Regions from separate parts of the Homo sapiens genome. Here region 2 is linked to region 1. A link is an interaction called in ENCODE POLR2A ChIA-PET data of the cell type or tissue named here. Cell type or tissue: A673. All regions are shown on one strand. Links, peaks and the distances in the headings refer to the core of each region. The heading gives the core; the rest is flanking DNA.

Region 1 (8,320 bases), core at 312-8,311:
GGGTATTGAGTTGCGCTTGGAGTGTGCCCACTGCAGTGCGGAGAGCAGATTGGCGGGCACCTACGGCAAGCCCTGCGCAGACCGAGTCGCAGGGCAGGCTGCCACGCTGGCAGGAGCTGGGCTGGGAGTGCGAGCGGGGCTACCCTTGGACCACCTCAGCCTCAGTGGGGAAACTGAGTCACGTCAATGTGGACAGAACCCTCAGCAGGTGTGGAGGGTCAGTTGTGACTCTCTAGGTCTGTGCCGAGGTCACTCTGCAGGGTCTTTGGACTCTATATCTGGTGTTTTGCTGCCCCATCGCCTAAGGACTAGCTAGCTTGCTTGCTTCATTCCTTCTTTCCTTCCTTCCTTCCTTTTTCTTTCTTTCTCTCTTGTTCTTTCTTTACTTCTATCCTCCCTCCCTCCCTCCCTCCTTCCTTCCTTCTCTTCCCTTCTTTCTCCTTCCTTCTCCCTCATTTTCTCTTTCTCTTCTCTTCCTTTCTTTTCTTCGTTTCTTTTTTTTTTCTTTCTTTTTCTTTTGACAGCATCTCACTCTGTCACCCAGGCTGGAGTGCAGTGGCACGATCATAGCTCACTGCAGCCCCAAGCTCCTGGGCTCAGGCGATCCTCCCGCCTCAGCCTCGCAAAGCGCTGGGATTACAGGCACGAGCCACCGTGCCCAGCCAGTACTTGACACGTTTTGTTTAAACCCATTCTCTTTTAAAACGTAAAAGAGAAAACTTTGTCTTGCTCTTGTGAACGGAAACCTGGTATGTCCTTGAAGGTACAACCTTAAAAATAAATGTGGTGAGAGCAAAACAAGGGCATTAAATTCTTGCTGCTTTTGCCTCTGTCTGTTCCAGGCTGAAAGCTGAAGCCTGAGCACCCCTGAGGTGTTTAAGACATCCTAGCACCCACCTGAGGCTTTTAGCCTTAAGCCCAGCACAGAATGACCCCCTTGCTGGTTGAGTCAGTATTTTGTTTTGTTTTCTTGAGATGGAGTCTCACTCTGTCGCCCAGGCTGGAGTGCAATGGCCCGATCTCGGCTCACTGCAACCCCCACCTCCCGGGTTCAAGCGATTCTCCTGCCTCAGCCTCCCGAGATGCTGGGATTACAGGCGTGTGTCACCACATACGGCTAATTTTTGTATTTTTGGTAGTGACAGCGTTTCACCATGTTGGCCAGGCTGGTTTCGAACTCCTGACCTCAAGTGATCTGCCTGCCCCAGCCTCCCCAGGTGCTGGGATTACAGGCATGAGCCACCATGCCTGTCCCAGTGTTATTGAATGTGACTACAACTGTTTGGGGCATCTCCTGGACTTTCTGGGAGGCTGAGCCCCTTCTGCCTTCGGCCTGAATTTCTTGAACTGAGCGTTGCTTCCCCATGGCCTGGGGAGAAGGTGATTTCTTCCTGAATTCAATTAATGAGCCTATTAAAAACTATTTATTTTCCCTGACAGTTGTTTACTGAGGAGAAGGAGATGAATTGGCCGGTGTCCTCGGCAGGCAGGAAGGAGGCTGAATGGGGGTGCTTGGTGGCTCAGCCCCAGTGCTTGGGGAGCACAGATTGCCGGTGGGGGCCTGTCCTTGGGGACGCCTTGGGCAGAGCCTGTGCTTGGGTCGTGGCCACTGCTTCTGACCTTGGAGTCTTTTGGGAGGTGGATGTTGGAATGAGTGAAACCGTCGTGGTGTGGAGGCAGGGGGCCGGCCCCGATGACGTCTCTCTTCTCTTTCCAGGTTAAAATGTCTCAGATGCGCTGGTTTGAGACCCAAGACCTGGCCCCATGGCCCACATGAGATATTGTGGCGGGATCTCCCAATATCCCATCATATCCCCCGACTCCGTAGCAGTTGAACTTTACAATTTTTATCTGGGCACATGGCCACCTGGGGGAAAGAAAACATTTCTCAGTGCACCTTGCAGCTGTCTGTGCCATATGATTCAATGCTGACCCATGGCGTAAATAAGCAGGATTTTCTGGAAATGCCTTTCAAGAGAAGTGGCACATGCTCCTCTCTACCTGTCAGCTGGAATATGGAGATGATGGCAGGTGCTCAGGCAGCCATTTTGGACCATGAGGCAGGTGTCATAGATAAGAATGGGGGATCAAAGAGGTGGAAGGGGCCTGGGCCCCAGTGATTGTCGGGGAGGGGAAAATAACCCTGAATGGCCAACCTGGCAGCTTCCCTTAGGTGAAAAGAGAAATCATTCCTTATTTGTGCTTTTTCTGGCATTTGCAATTCAACTGGATCCAAACGGTGGCAGAACATGAACCTTGGGACACCTTCTGGGGATGTGGCTCTCCTGGGGATGTGGCTCTTCTTGCCCCTGTGCTCCAGAGACCCCAGACTCGAAGTTTTGCAAACAGTGTGAGGATGGGGATGATGGTGAACGACCAAGCATGATGGGTGCTGACACGGATCCCACCTCTAGCTGAGTGCCTCGTGGTCCTGTTGAATCTGCACAGCCCTGTGAGAAGCCTGCAACCACTGCCCCACTTTCGCAGATAAGGAAACCGAGGCTCAGAGAGGGGATGTGACTTGTGCAGGGTCACACAGCAAGTAGAGTTGAGTTAGGATTGGGCTGACCCCACGCTTTGTGGCAGGGCTGCATCCTGACACACCTGGGGGCCTCCCCCCTTTAACCCATGGGTCACTACCTCCTTCTCCTCTCCTCCTCCATTGCAACCATCAGATCTGGCCCTGGTCTGATCAGCTGCCGCCAGCCTGGGACAGGCCAATAGGGACATGAGAGTGAAAACTGTGTCCCCTTCCATACACAAAATGCTCCCAGGCACAGGGGTCACTGTCTTCTCCTGGGTCCTGCCAGGGGAAGCGGGTTTCAGGTTCAGAGTACAGAGCCTAAGACCCTAAAAATAATACAAGCCAATGTATGCTGAGCACTTGCTGTGTGCCGGACTGTGCGCTGAGTACTGTACACAGGCCAGCTTGCTTTCCCTTTTTTTCTTTCTTTTTTTTTTTTTTTTTTTTTTTTTGAGGCAGGGTTTCGCTCTGTCTCCCAGGCTGGAGTGCAGTGGCATAATCTTGGCTCACCACAGCCTCTGTCTCAGGTTCAAGCGATTCTCCTGCCTCAGCCTCCCGAGTAGCTGGAATGACAGGCACGTGCCACCATGCTGGCTGATTTTTGTATTTTTTGTAGAGATGGGGTTTCACCATGTTGGCCAGGCTGGTTTTGAACTTCTGAGCTTAAGCATTCCACCCACCTTGGCCTCCCAAAGTGCTGGTATTACAGGCATGAGCCACTGCACGTGGCCTTCATTTTTTCATTTTTGTTCTATCCTCTGCCTCCACCTGGTCCAGCTCCCATCATCACCTGGACCAACACGGTCACCTCTGCTCTGGTGTGACCCCAGCCCTCATTCCCACAGTCTGTCTTCCCACAATGACATCTTTCAGTTCTTGAGTCAGGTCCCATCCCTCCTCTGCCTATAGCCCTCTATGGCTCTCACCTCTTGGGGGAAAACCCCAAGTCCTCCCTGTAGCCCACCAGGCCTTGCACAACCTGCTCCATCCCTTCCCTGCCGTCCCCTCCTTCCTCTCTCCCCGTCCTCACTCTGTTCCAGCCACACGGGCCTCCTCGCTGTTCCTCCAATACACCAGGCATGGTCCCGCCCCAGGGCCTTTGCACAGTCTGTGCCCTCTGCCTGGAATGCTTTTCCCCAAACAGCAACCTCCCTGACTTCCTTCACGTCTCAGGTCACTTTTAAATGAGGCCTCCCCGATCACCCTATTTAAACTTGCAGCCTGCCCCACCACCTAGTTTCCTGTCTTCCCCCTTCTGCTCTCTTTGACTCAAAGCCCTTGCCACCATTTCTCTGTTGAATGCTTTTTTGTTTGTTTTTTTGAGACGGAGTTTCACTCTGTCACCCAGGCGGGAGTGCAGTGGTGTGATCTTGGTTCATGCAACCTCTGCCTCCCGGATTGAAGCAATTCTCCTGCCTCAGCCTCCTGAGTAGCTGGGATTACAGGCATGTGCCACCATGCCCAGCTAATTTTTCTGTATTTTTAGTAGAAATGGGGTTTTGCCATGTTGGTCAGGCTGGTCTCAAACTCCTGACCTCAAATGATCTGCCCTCCTCGGCCTCCCAAAGTGCCAGGATTAGAGGCGTGAGCCACCTCTCCCAGCCTCGAATGCTTCATACTCATTATCTGCTTCTCTCCTCCTCTACCATGTCCATGGCAGCATCTGCACACAGTAGGGCTCCAGGCATACATTTTGCCTAAGCAGCTCTTCCCAGGGGAAGAAATGAGGCTCTGAAATGCATGAGGTCTGTTTTTTCTTTTTCTTCTTCTTCTTCTTCTTTTTTTTTTTTTTTTTTTTTGAGACGGAGTTTTGCTCTTGTTGCCCAGGCTTGAGTGCAATGGTACGATCTTGGCTCACTGCAACCTCCACCTCCCGGGTTCAAGCGATTCTCCTGCCTCAGCCTCTCGAATAGCTGGGATTATAGGCGTGCGCCACCATGCCCGGCTAATTTTGTATTTTTAGTAGAGGCAGGGTTTCACCATGTTGGTCAGGCTGGTCTCGAACTCCCTGCCTCAGGTGATCCGCCCGCCTCAGCCTCCTAAAGTGCTGGGATGACAGGCATGAGCACCGCGCCCGGCCGCCTGAGGTCTTTCTGCGGGCTGGAGGCAGTGCTTGCGGGGAGCAGGTGGCTTCCACGTTCTTGCTTTTAACCACCCCCAACCCGGGAGTCGGCCAGTCGGGGCGGGCTCGAGTCGGTCCCCGCGGCTGCTTCTTCCTCCCACCCCCGCATTCTCACCTCAGCCTCCAGAAATAGCCCCTTTAAAATAGCCACGTCCTCGAGTTCCGGGGCCTCTGCCTGCCCACGGACGTGGTGCTGCGCTGACGGGCCAGCCTCCTGAGTGCTGTGGGGTTTTTAAAAATATAGCTGGTGTTAGGTGATATTACCTCCCTTTTAAGCCTGAAAAAGCCCAGCCACCAACAGGGCTGTGTGTCACTGTGGATACTCCAGCAAGGCACGGCCGCGAGGGTGTCTGCTGTGCAGAGCTGGGGAGGGCTTCCGCTAAAGGCTCACGCCAGCTCAGGCGGGGACCGTGGGGCCTGCAGTTCCCTGTCAGGTCAGGAAACCTCAGATTTGAGGCTCAGTGCTGCCTCTTGCCGGCTGTGTGACCTCTGGCAACTGTTGAAACCTCTCTGAGCCTCAGTTTACCCAAATGGAAATGGGGACAATTTCAGGGTTTGGATAAATGGTTAAATTTCTCTGAGCCTCAGTTTATTTGTGAAATGGGGACATCTCAGGGTTTGGGCAAATAGCTGAACTCAGCCTCAGCTTACCTATGTGGAAATGAAGACAGTTTTGGGGCTTGGATAAATGGTTCTATTTCTCCAAGCCTCGGTTTACCTGTTTGTAAAATGAGGACATCTCAGGGCTTGGGCAAATAGCTGAACTTCCCAGCCTCAGTTTACCCATCTGGAAATGGAGACAATTTTGGCGCTTGGATAAATGGTTCTTTCTCTGAGCCTCAGTTTACCTGTTTGTAAAATGGGGACATCTCAGGGCTTGGGCAAATAGCTGAACTTCTCAGTCTCAGTTTACCTGTCTGGAAATGAGACATCTGAGGCTTCTCCACTCTGGGCCTGGCACACAGTGGGTACTCACGAGGCACGAGCCAAACTCCTTACAGCACTGAGGCCTCTACAAAATGACCCTGTAGTCGATCTGGGTCAGGGTTTAGTGAATTTAGCATTAGCTCTGAGCCTGCCACTTCTAGGCGGTAGATCCTTCAGGAAATCGCTTCCCCCTTGAGGGACTCAGTTTTCCTCATCCCTAAAATGGGCCCATGTCACTGGGTCGGGAGACATCAGGGAGATGAAGCATAGCTGCCCTTTTCCCCAGGTCGGAATGCTCCGTAGACGTGACTCACATTTCCCTGTTACCTTGATTTATTCTTTTTATTTTTCTTTGTTGAGACAGGGTCTTGCTCTGTTGCCCAGGCTGGAGTACAGTGGCATGATCATAGCTCACTGCAGCCTCAACCTCCCAGGCTCAGTTGACCCTCCTGCCTCAGCCCCCTGAGCAGCTGGGACTATAGGTGCACACCACCATGCCTGGCTAATTTTTTTGTTGTTGTTTAATTTTTTGTAGAGACAAGGTCTTGTTATGTTGTCCAGGCTGGTCTCGAACTCCTGGGCTGAAGTGGTCCTCCTGCCTCAGCCTCCCACAGTGCTGGGATTACAGGCATGAGCCAGCACCGGGCCCTTGTTTTATTCTTCTCATTCGTTGAGACTGTGTTGATTAGTGGCCAAAACCAGATTCTAGGGCCAGATGGCTCTGTCCCTTAGTAGCAATGACTCCACCTCTCTGGGCCTCAGTTTCCTCATCTGGAAAATGAGGATAATGATAACCTCAACCATCCAGGCTCCCTTGGGAGGATCTAGTGAGTTCATAGGGTGAAGCCCTCAAATCAGGGCTGGGCTCAGCATGAGGACAGTGTGACGATTGTAAAGAAATCCAGGCCGGACGTGGTGGCTCACGCCTGTAATCCCAGCACTTTGGGAGGCTGAGGTGAGCAGATCGCCTGAGGTCAGGAGTTCAAGACCAGCCTGATCAACATGGCGAAACCCCATCTTTACTAAAAAGATACAAAAATGAGAGCCCAGCATGGTGGCGTGCACCTGTAATCCCAGCTACTTGGGAGGCTGAGGCAGGAGAATCGTTTGAGGCAGAGTTTGCAGTGAGCCAAGATCACACCACTGCACTCCAGCCTGGGGGACAGAGCGAACTCCGTCTCAATTAAAAAAGAAAAAATCCATTTATTTGCTAGATGTTTATCAGGCTTGTCCCTACACTGGCCACTTCCCGGGAGCCGGATAAGCCAAGTGGATGGTGCTTGTGTCAGCCTGTGTGTTTGGCTTCAAGGTCCGTGTACCCCCTCTCCCACTGGGGCAGGGATTAAACCTGCCGGAGGGACCTGTCCAGCCAAGGCCACGGGCACTGGCTGCCGCCCCTGCTTCCTGCTGTGTCACAACAGGTGTTGAGCCGCCGGATGGCAGAGGGCAGGGGCCTGGCTTGCCAACAGGGACAGGAAGGCCCCGGCTGGAGTAGGCGTGGAGGCTTCCGCCGTCAGCCTCCGGGGTCTCAGCGGCTGCTTTGGCCGCAGCCACTGCCTCCGATTTTGCGCTTTCCATCATCTGGGGGGATTTCTCAGATGCCTCCTGTCCACCAGGCTCTGTGCCGGGACCCTGAAGCAATAAAGGGGATGGCTTTGTGGATCAGGGAGAGAGATGATAGGCAAAATACGATATATAGCACGTCAGGGGTGATCAGAGAAAGCAGTAAAGGAACAAAGGGGACTCGGGAGGGAGGCATGAGGGTTGTCATTTTTAATGGGGCTGTAGGGACGGCTTCATTGAGGAGGTGATGTTTGAGCAAAGCCCTGATGGAGGTGAGGAGGAACCAAGCAGATAACGTGGGGGAAGAGCATTCCAGGCAGACGGCACAGCGTGTGCCAAGGCCCCGGGGCAGGACCACGCCTGGCGTGTTGGAGGAACAGCGAGGAGGCCTGTGTGGCTGGAGCCCAGTGAGTGATGGGGAGGGGAGAGGAGGCAATAGGTCATGTAGGGTCTTGTGGGCTGCAGGGAGAACCCTGGGCTTTGAGCCCTAGAGAGGTGGGAGCTATGGAGGGCTGTGGGCAGAGGAGGGACAGGACCTGACTCAGATACTCATGGTTGATGCCAGGGATGGACCAGGTGAAGGCAAAGGTGGGTGGTGGGGAGAAGAAGCAAGTGGATTTGGGATAGCTTTTTAAAAAAAAAAAAAAAAAAAAGACAAGGTCTGGCTCTGTCGTCCAGGCTGGACTGCAGTGGTGCAGTGCAATCTTAGCTCACTGCAACCTCCACCTCCTGGGCTCAAGTGATCCTTCTACCTCAGCCTCCCAAGTAGCTGGAACTACAGGCGCACACCACCACGCATGGCTAATTTTTTAATTTTTAGTAGTGATGGGTTTTGCCATGTTGGTCAGGCTGGTCTCGAGCTCCTGACCTCGGGTGATCTGCCCACCTTGGCTTCCCAAAGTGCTGGGATCCCAGATGTGAGCCACTGCGCCCGGCCTTGGGATGGCTTTTGAAGGTAGAGTATCCCTCCTTTTTTTCTTTCCATGTCTGGGGTTAGTGGCCAGGCTGAGCTGATGCTTTCTCTTCGATCCTTCCATTAGAAGTTTCCAGAACTCAGAATTTCAGGGACAAATATGGAGGGGAGGGCAGGCCAGGCCCTTGCCCTCCAGGGACTCACTGTCTGTTAAATGGAGAATACAAACAGATCAAGAGATTGCAGTGTGGGCCTCTCACTTAGCAATTCA
Region 2 (8,320 bases), core at 247-8,246, 230 kb after region 1:
AAAAGATTCCCCACACTGTACACCGGCCCTGTGTGCGCCTCAGTCTGTGGCCTACATTTCCATAACACAAGGACCTCCTCCTAAAACAAGCTCCCTGTGAAGCTGACTTTTCGGCAGCCTGCCCCTTGGTGGGGCGCACACTCTGCCTCACAGCGGCTGGGGTCCATAGCACCCACTCTATAGACTGGGGGCCCCTGCCAGGGTCTGATTCCCAGGGAAACACACACACAAACGACATGCTCGCACATAAGTGCTGCACACACTCAAGCCTGCAGCTGCTGGGGGAGGGTCCCCAGGTTGAGGAGTCCGACCTGGCTGCTCCGGGCCCTCTCCCTCCTCCTAGCAGGCTCTGCCCTGCCCTGGCCAGCCCCTTGTGATCTGATCCAGGTTGAGGGGTCCACCCTGGCTGCTCCCAGCCCTCTCCCTCCTCCTAGCAGGCTCTGCCCTGCCCTGGCCAGCCCCTTGCGATCTGATCCACACTGTGGGGGCGTCCAGCACCGAGGCTCGTGGGCCCCCAGCTCTCAGTGTGCAGCAGCCTGGCTGGCAGCATCATCACAGGACCCTGGCCACCTGCAGACACAGTGGGCTACCACTGCTGCCTTGGAGCCCAGGGGGCTCATCTGCCACCTTTCCTGATTTAAACAGCACTGAGCTTTCACCAGAGGCCATCTCTTTTTTAAAAGCCTGAACAGATACTAGAGTCTGCTCATGTAAAACAGTAGAGTGGCAGAGAGAAGACACAGCCACCGGCCTAATGAGAAAATGATTATATGTGGTCCGATAAAATCATCAACCCAAATAGCATCTGACCACGGGGATCATGAATGCTCTCGTCAGCTGCAGCGCCAACTCCCAGCCCCCTGATCCAGGAACCAGGGCGGAACATTGAGGACAATGCCAGCCACCAGCGGGCGGTTCTACAGCCGACGGTGACAGACATTGCATGGCTGGTGCTTGCCCTGCTGTGGACAGGGATGGGGACGGGCAGGGGCCTTAGAAACAGCGATCCTGGCGTGGGGAGGGCACAGCATCTCATAGCTGCCGACAGGACATCTATGGCTCAACACGTCCCATCCCTCACACTGCCCCTGCCCCGCCCCCGGCGCCGCCCCCGAGCTGCAGACCCCTCCACAGGACGCATCAGCTGCACGGTGACAGGACTGTCTGTGGTGACGGCGATGACCTGCACCTGCGCTGCCCAGGACACGGCCACCAGCCCACCCGGCTATTAGCAAAGGGCTTGACCCGCGGCTGGCCTGACTGAGGAGTGGAGGGTTCATCCTATTTCATTTTGGTTAATGGATACGGTGCTACGTGTGGCCCGTGGCTCCCACACTGGAAGGCAGGCTCTGACGCATCTCAACAGCACACCCAGTCCTGGCTCCTCCATGTCCCTCTGTGCGCTCCCAGCACCACCGCACACCTACATGCCCAAGTCCCCACCCCTCCCCTGTGCCCCCACCTCTGTCCTATCACCAGGTCCTACAGGCACCACCCCTAAAACACAGGCACACGCTGTCCCCTTCTTCCCACGCCCACAGACCCCATGCCCGTCTAGACGGCGGCCATCCACGCCGGGCTCCCTGCCCCATCTCTCCCATAGTCCCTTCTCCAGCCAGTGGCCCCTCTCCCTTGCTGAAATGCCCAGTGCCTCCCCCCCGCACATGGTGATGAAATCTAACTTCAAAGGCCCTTACTGCAGCCCCCGACCTCTGACGTTTGGCCTCTGCCAGGTCCCCCGCTCAGGGACCTCGCAATTTTCGTTCCTCCCCAGCAGTGCTGTTCCCCGCGCTACTCAGCATCCTGCACCCGGGGCCTCACAGAGGAGCTTTTCTGAAGCAGGGTGGTAGCAGCTGTCATCAGTGCATGATTCACATATGGGATCAGGGCCTGCCGGGGGTCAGCACCTGGTGCCCTTAGAAGCAGACAAGAGGACACAAAGACAGGGAGGAGGGGCCGCGTGACCATGGGGCAGAGGAGAGGGCGACACCCCTGCAAGCCAAGCAGCCCTGAGATCTCGGCCAGCCCTGAAGCCAGGAGAGGCAGGGTGGTCTCCCTGGCGCCCTGAGGGGGCTCGGCCCGCCACACACCCATCTCAGCCTCTGCCTCCAGAACTGAGAGAGGATACATGTCTGGTGCTTTCAGCTGCCTGGGCTGTGGACTGGGCTACCCAGGTGGCAGACACACCAGGCCGCAGCTGCAGCGTCCCTGCACCCTCTCTAGGAGCAGAAATTCCTCCTTCCACCCTTGTTCGTGTCCTGTCTCCTCCCTGGACCTCGATGGCCTCATCCACTGCCTTCCCAGCAGCTGAACAGTGACCTGCGCGGTGACCACTGCCAAGCAGACACCAACCGGGGCGAGTGGCGGTCACACTCCTCTCACAGCCATCTCGACCATCTGTCTGGGGTGGGTGTGGGTGGCAGGTGCCTTGGCACACAAAGCGTTAAACACCGAGGAAGGGGCAGAGGCGCCCGCATCTGCGCTGATGGCTCACAGAACGCGTGGGAAGGACGAGTGGGCCCCCTGTTTCTGATGTAATTATCAGCGCTGCAGTGAGGCCGATAACAAACCAGTTCATTAGGAAACCTACTGGAAGTGCTCGGCAGCCGCGTCAACAAAACAATTAGGCGCCGGCTCCCAGGGCTCCCTGGGCTTCGGCTGCGGGGCCATTCCTGGCAGCACAGAAAGCGGCTCCCTGCCCCTCCCGGCCAGCCAGGCCAGGCAAGGTCACGGGCCTTCCATGGCCTTCCGCAGCCTTCCATGCTGCCCACACATCCACCAGGTGCCTGGGGAGGCTCCGATGTCCCCTTTGGCCCTCCCTAAATGAAAGTAGCCTCGAGTCTATCAGTGTTGTGAGCCCCTGCAGGGACATGACAAGCAGGCAGCTGCACACCTGACCCCAGGCCACCAGGACCTGCCTTTCTCCTCCACATGCTGCCCTGAAGGGGCCTCAACAGCCACAGCAGTCCTGCTTCTGTGCCAGGCACCACCCAAGTGCTGTTCCATGTCACTTCCAACAGCCCTAGGAGGGAAACTGAGGCAGAGCACTAGGAGGGGAGGGTCTGCACCCAGGCAGACAGCTCCAGGTATGAACCACAGGCCCCATGAAGGGTCACACCTTGGGTGGGGAGAGGACATGTGGTCAGGGGTACAGGGGCCCGGCCTCCCCTGATCCCTCCTTGCCAGCAGTTGCCCCTGGAGGTTCTCTCTCACTCTCCAGGTTACGACTCATCCACGACGGCTGAGGAACAGCCATGAGCCGGGATGCCCTGAGATGGCAGAGGGGAGAACTCCACCATTTCTGACTCAGGGCCAGGCCCTGCGAGCCCCCTCCTCTGACTCTCCTGCTTCTCTGACGGCTGACCCCTGGGCTCCCTCGCCAGTGCCCCTCGAGGGGGTCCTGCCTCTGCCTGACCCCGTAAGCAGACCCGCTCCTCTGATGCCAGGCAGCAACCAGCTGCAGCCCCCGAACCAGCTCTGTCCATGAAGGATGGTAGAGAAGACTGGGGGCTGCCGAGCTGGCAAAGGCCCTCGAGCCACACCACGAGCCTCGGTCTAGAAAAGCCCCCGACCCTCCTCTGGGGAGATGTGTCCCCCCCGGAGCTCCTGGGCAGCAGAACCGGGGGTATTAGAGGGCGTGATCCCGAAAGCCGAGAGCAGTGGGAGAAAGGAAGGAAGGGCCCGCAGGGAGCCTGGAGACCCAGGTGTCTTCAATGGGTGGCCCTGCCCCCATGGGAGTGGATGTGCCTGCCGATGTTGTGGTTGAAACAGCTGGGTTGGGGTGTGCCTGGCATGGAGTGGGTGGAGGCCAGGGGCACTGCTCAGCACCGTGCAGTGCCCAGGACGGCCCCAGCCCAGAGAAGGATACGGCCCCAATGTCCGCAGTGCCGAGGGAGAGACTAAACGAGGCCTTCTTTCCAGACCACTCCTCTCCTAGATCACCCTCCAGACATGCAGCATAAACACTAGGCCAAGAGCCAGCATGGGACCCACTCATTCTGGCCCGGCCCGGGATCCGCTCCGCCTGGTCTTAGCTGCAGATTCTCCCCACGCTTCTGCGTGACTGTGACACCCCCTAAGCCCACACATGGGAAGGGGCCCCAAAGGCCTCACCAGGGTCAGAGTGACAGGGAAGATCTGGGAAGAGCAAGGGAGACATATTTCACACAGCAGTTTGCGGCACACACGATGCGTCCAGCCCCACAACGCCATAAATCAGAGGCTCACTGAGGCAGGAAGCCAAAGGCAGGGCACAGGCCAGCCGTGGGCTCCAGCGGGTCAGAGGAGTGGCTGGAGTTTCCCGCACCTCCGTGGGCCCTCCTCCCTCCCACCCTTCCCCAGCCCCTGCCTTCTGCCGCCTCCCCCTGGGCTCCCTCCCCCTGGGCTCCGGGTTAATCACCTGGAGCAGGCAGCCTCATTACCAAACAGAAGGAACACACAGTTCTCCCAGGCAGCAGAAACAATTTGGTTTGAATTTTACAGTAATTAAGTTCAGTACACCCCAGGGCTGGGGTTTTAGGAGAGGCCTGGTTCCTGCCGGAGCCCCCATCCAGCCTGGATGCGGGGAGGTGGGAGGAGATGGGTGGTGCCGAGTGGGCCGTTTCCTGGAATGGCGCCTCTGGGGAATCCAAGTCATCGTCCCCTTCCCAAGCTCAGCAGAAGCTCTCCCTGCCAGACACCTCCAGAGAGCCCGAGATGTCCCCGGGGAGGCTGGCACACAGCAGGCCTCACCCACAGACAGCTGGCAGGGAACCAGTTAAGAGAGCGTGAGTGGCTCCCCAGCCTTCCAGCCAGGCTTCACATCTCTCGCGCTCTGTTTAATCCTCAGTCAACTCTCCCCGTGGCAGGGTGTTTCGGGATGCCGCTGAGTCCTGGGCTCTGGAGGAGAGACCCTTATCTACCAGCACCAGGCACCACCCACCTCGGGGCCAGCCCGGCCGCGTGCTGAGCTAATCTAACATGGCGTGCAGGCTTGTAGGACTAACTTGAGTTCAGCGTGAGAAAGGCGGCTGCGTGCACATTTTATTTCCTTGAGTGAAATAGGAACATCCTTTTGATCTGCCCCATTAGTAATCCCACTACAAAGCCTGCCTGCTGGAGCACATGCCGGGGGATCCTGCTCTGAGACAGGAAGCCGCCGCCTTGGAGACCCCTCCAGCTGCCCCCACCGGGCTGTGCACAGGACACGTGCCCAGGACACGAAGCCACTGGCCCAGGAGACACCTGGTGGGCAGGGAGGGTGTGGGCTCCCAGATGCCCCATCGGCCTGTGCCTCCAAGTGGGGCAAGGGAAGCAGAGGAAGGTCTAGGGTGTGCTGGGCCCAGCCTCCTGCTGTGTGACCTTGGCAAAGTCACTGCACTACTCTGGTCCTCCCAAGGTGACAAGGCCCAGAGTCGGCACTTGATGGAGGGTGGTACTGTCGGCGGTGGGGGGAAGGGGGGGCCGGAGGGGGGCGCACGCGCGCAGCGGGGAGACAGAGAGAGAGAGAGAAAGAGAGGGAGGGGGGAGAGGGGGAGAGAGCAAGGGGGAAAGAGAAGGGGAGAGAGAGAGGGGGAGCGGGGAAAGAGGGGGAGAGGGAGAGAGAGGGGGCGAGAGGGGGAGAGAAAGAGAGGGGGGGAGAGAAAGAGGCGGAGAGAGAGGGGGAAGAGAGATGGGGGAGAGAGAGACAGAGGGGGAGAGGGGGAGAGAGAGAGAGAGGGGGAGAGATATGGGGGGAGAGAGAGATGAGGAGAGAGAGAGAGAGAACGTTACCACTGAGACAGCTCTAGCTGAGAAAGAGACTTCTCAAAACGAACCGGGTACTGCACCCTAAGCCTCAGCCTGGCGAGGCCAGGGCATGCAGCGAGGTGTGTGGCTAGGGAGGCAAGCCTGCTGTCCTCTGCACTCTCACCTCTCCCTGGCAGACCCAGGGGCTAGGACCCCTCCCCTGCACACGGCAGGCGCTCAGCAATGCTGGGCTGGGCTTCCAGGACCTTCCACTCTGTCCTCTTTCCAGCACTGCCTCACCTGCTCAGCAGGGAGGAAGGGGGCCAGGCTTTGGGGGTCTTCACAGTTTTTGTGTTTTTGTCTTGTTTCCCCCTTTTTGTGGAGAATGGGGTCTCACTATGTTGCCCAGGCCGGTCTTGAACCTCTGGAATCATGCAACCCTACCTCGGCCTCCCTAAATGCTGGGATTAGAGGCATGAGTCACTGCGCTTGGCCTTTTGTTTGGTTTTTAACTCCCATTCTGAAAACAAACCAACGAAGCAACAACAACAAAAACCTTTTCCACTTGGGAACTGTGGGGTGCTTGCTCAAGAAGCACCTAGGAATGGCGGACCCCACTCTTCCCTCCCCAGAGCTACACCCCTCTGACTATGGAAAGAGGAGTATGTGGGTTTTTTTTTTTTTAGTACAAAAAAAGACAGAACCATATTGAGAAGTTAGTGCATATTTTTAAGGTATCCCAAATTCCATGACATCAAACTAATATCAACCAATACTTGGGCAAATCTCCCTTTCCCAGTTCAAGAACCACATCCCCACAAAAAACGGGAATCACAAGAGTCCCAGTCCACAGCCTATTTTTTCCCTTAAAGTTGTCGCGCTCATCTCTCCATGCCCAAAGATACAGAGCAAACCTCATGGAGCAAACCCATTTTCACAGCTGCATAACATTCCACTGGTTCAACCCATCCCCTGGTCATAGAACTTTCCACTACAACAAACGGGGCTACAGATATCCCTAGACATGGAACCGGTATGCACGTGTTCCAGAGACAGAACCGCTAGGCCACAGGAGACACATGTGTAACCCATGGCAGACGGCCTTCCAGAAAGGCTGCCCAGTTTTTATTCTGGATTACTGTTCCTGATTTGCTGAGAGCTGATCTGGGGGAAGGATGTTTCTGGACAGTTTCAGTGAGATTCGTGTGCCCTACAATTCACCAGGTGTGCGACGCAGGAGCTTGTGTATTCACAGAGTGGGGAGACCATCTTCGCCATCAAAGGTAGAGCATTTTCATCCTCCAAAGAAAACCCGTCCCCATCCGTTGTCACCCTCCAGCCCCCACACCCAAGCATCCCTTCCTGCCTCTGAGCACTGGCTTGTCCCGGACATTTCATAGAAATGGGGTCTCGCACGGTGTAGCCTCTGGGTCTGGCTTCTCTCACTGAGCGGGGTGTCCTCAGGGTTCACCCACGCTGGGCCTTGCTCCTTCTCATGGCTGAGCGGATGGCAGAGATGGTAAGGTCAGCTCCCACTTCTCTTTGTTTACCGTATTCCCCAGTTTCCAACAATGCACATTCTTCCTTCTGTATCTGCCCCAAGGGATGTGCGGATGAAGCTGGCAGGGGCGTCCTGCTCCTCTGCCTCTTGAGGATGTCAAAATCTCCCACTGTCATCCTGCCCCTATAACCACAACCTGCTCTTTTGCGGGGGGGGGGAGGGGGGGGGCCTGGCCTGTCCCCTGCAGCCTCAGGGGCCCCCTCAGGGACTCCGGTGGTCTCTGCTCAGCCCTGGCCCACAGATGAACGGCCTAGGTTTTGATTAATTATGGAAAAGCCTGCCTACTTATCACGGGTGGAGCTGTGGGCAGGGGCAACCTCCCCCCCATCGACCTCTGCTCTAGATGGAAGTCGAACCCAGCGCTCTGCTCAGCTCTAGGGGCCAGGGGAGTGAGGGTTTGTATCCGTGGTGTCCGAGTGATATGGCCTGCGTGGTCCAGGAATCACGGGGGGAGTTGGAGACAAAGCCCGGGCCGCATTTTTACACTCACCTCCCTTTGATCAGAGCGAGTTTTTGCAGGAGCCGCTAAGAGCTGGATGTGAGCGCATCTGGCTGATGGAACCGTGCTCCAGAGGAAGCTAAGCCGCCGACTCCCTGCCCCTGCAGGTGTGGACGGTCACCCTGAAAACGATGGGCCCTTGGGGGCCCTCAGATGCTCGGGCCTACCCGAGTCGGGGGGCACATCCCGCCCACGAGGAAACAGGCTCCCTCCTGCTCTCCGGCAGGCAGTGAACACAAGGAATGGGCTTCTCTCCCCACAGGTGGGCGTGAAGAGCAGGTTGGATAAGAACTTCTAGTTTCTGAGGGGAAAGCAACCTCCTGCCTGGCATTTAGCTCCCGAAAGACGTGAGATTCCTACACAGGAGACTTAAACCTGTGCTGCCCGGTGCCCTCACTCCCCAAACCCTCCGAACAGCCCAGCCCCCGTCCAGAGACTCGAGTGCAGTGAATGAAATCCCAGCCCCAAAGCCAGGGTCCATCCTCAAGGTGGGAGTCTGTCAGGCAAGGCAGAGAGTTTCATGGCTCTGAGATACTTAACACCTGTGTGCTTAA

What was found. ChIA-PET counts read pairs that join two places held together with the same protein. Peaks named below come from ENCODE experiments on the same cell type or tissue, not always from the same donor. Only the 100,000 strongest peaks of a DNase experiment are listed, where the experiment ranks them.
Region 2: POLR2A ChIA-PET joins it to region 1 with 10 read pairs; 3 of 35 experiments call an interaction of 5 or more read pairs at or near these places.

What each region holds. Positions count from the first base shown.
Region 1 is chr19:5,318,883-5,327,202 of GRCh38, reverse strand. The region is part of intron 1 of PTPRS (protein tyrosine phosphatase receptor type S); the gene reads left to right. Among named protein-coding and RNA genes, the nearest start is that of PTPRS, 18 kb to the left of the region's middle. RefSeq lists enhancers at 4,719-4,988, 6,512-7,011, 7,012-7,513. In A673, for the core only: no CTCF peak of the experiment used is centred there; no DNase peak of the experiment used is centred there.
Region 2 is chr19:5,087,771-5,096,090 of GRCh38, reverse strand. All of the region lies in intron 9 of KDM4B (lysine demethylase 4B), which reads right to left. Among named protein-coding and RNA genes, the nearest start is that of PTPRS-AS1, 86 kb to the left of the region's middle. RefSeq lists enhancers at 1-353, 2,318-2,865, 2,866-3,415. In A673, for the core only: no CTCF peak of the experiment used is centred there; DNase peaks (open chromatin) are centred at 2,540 and 4,720; H3K27ac peaks cover 6,558 bases.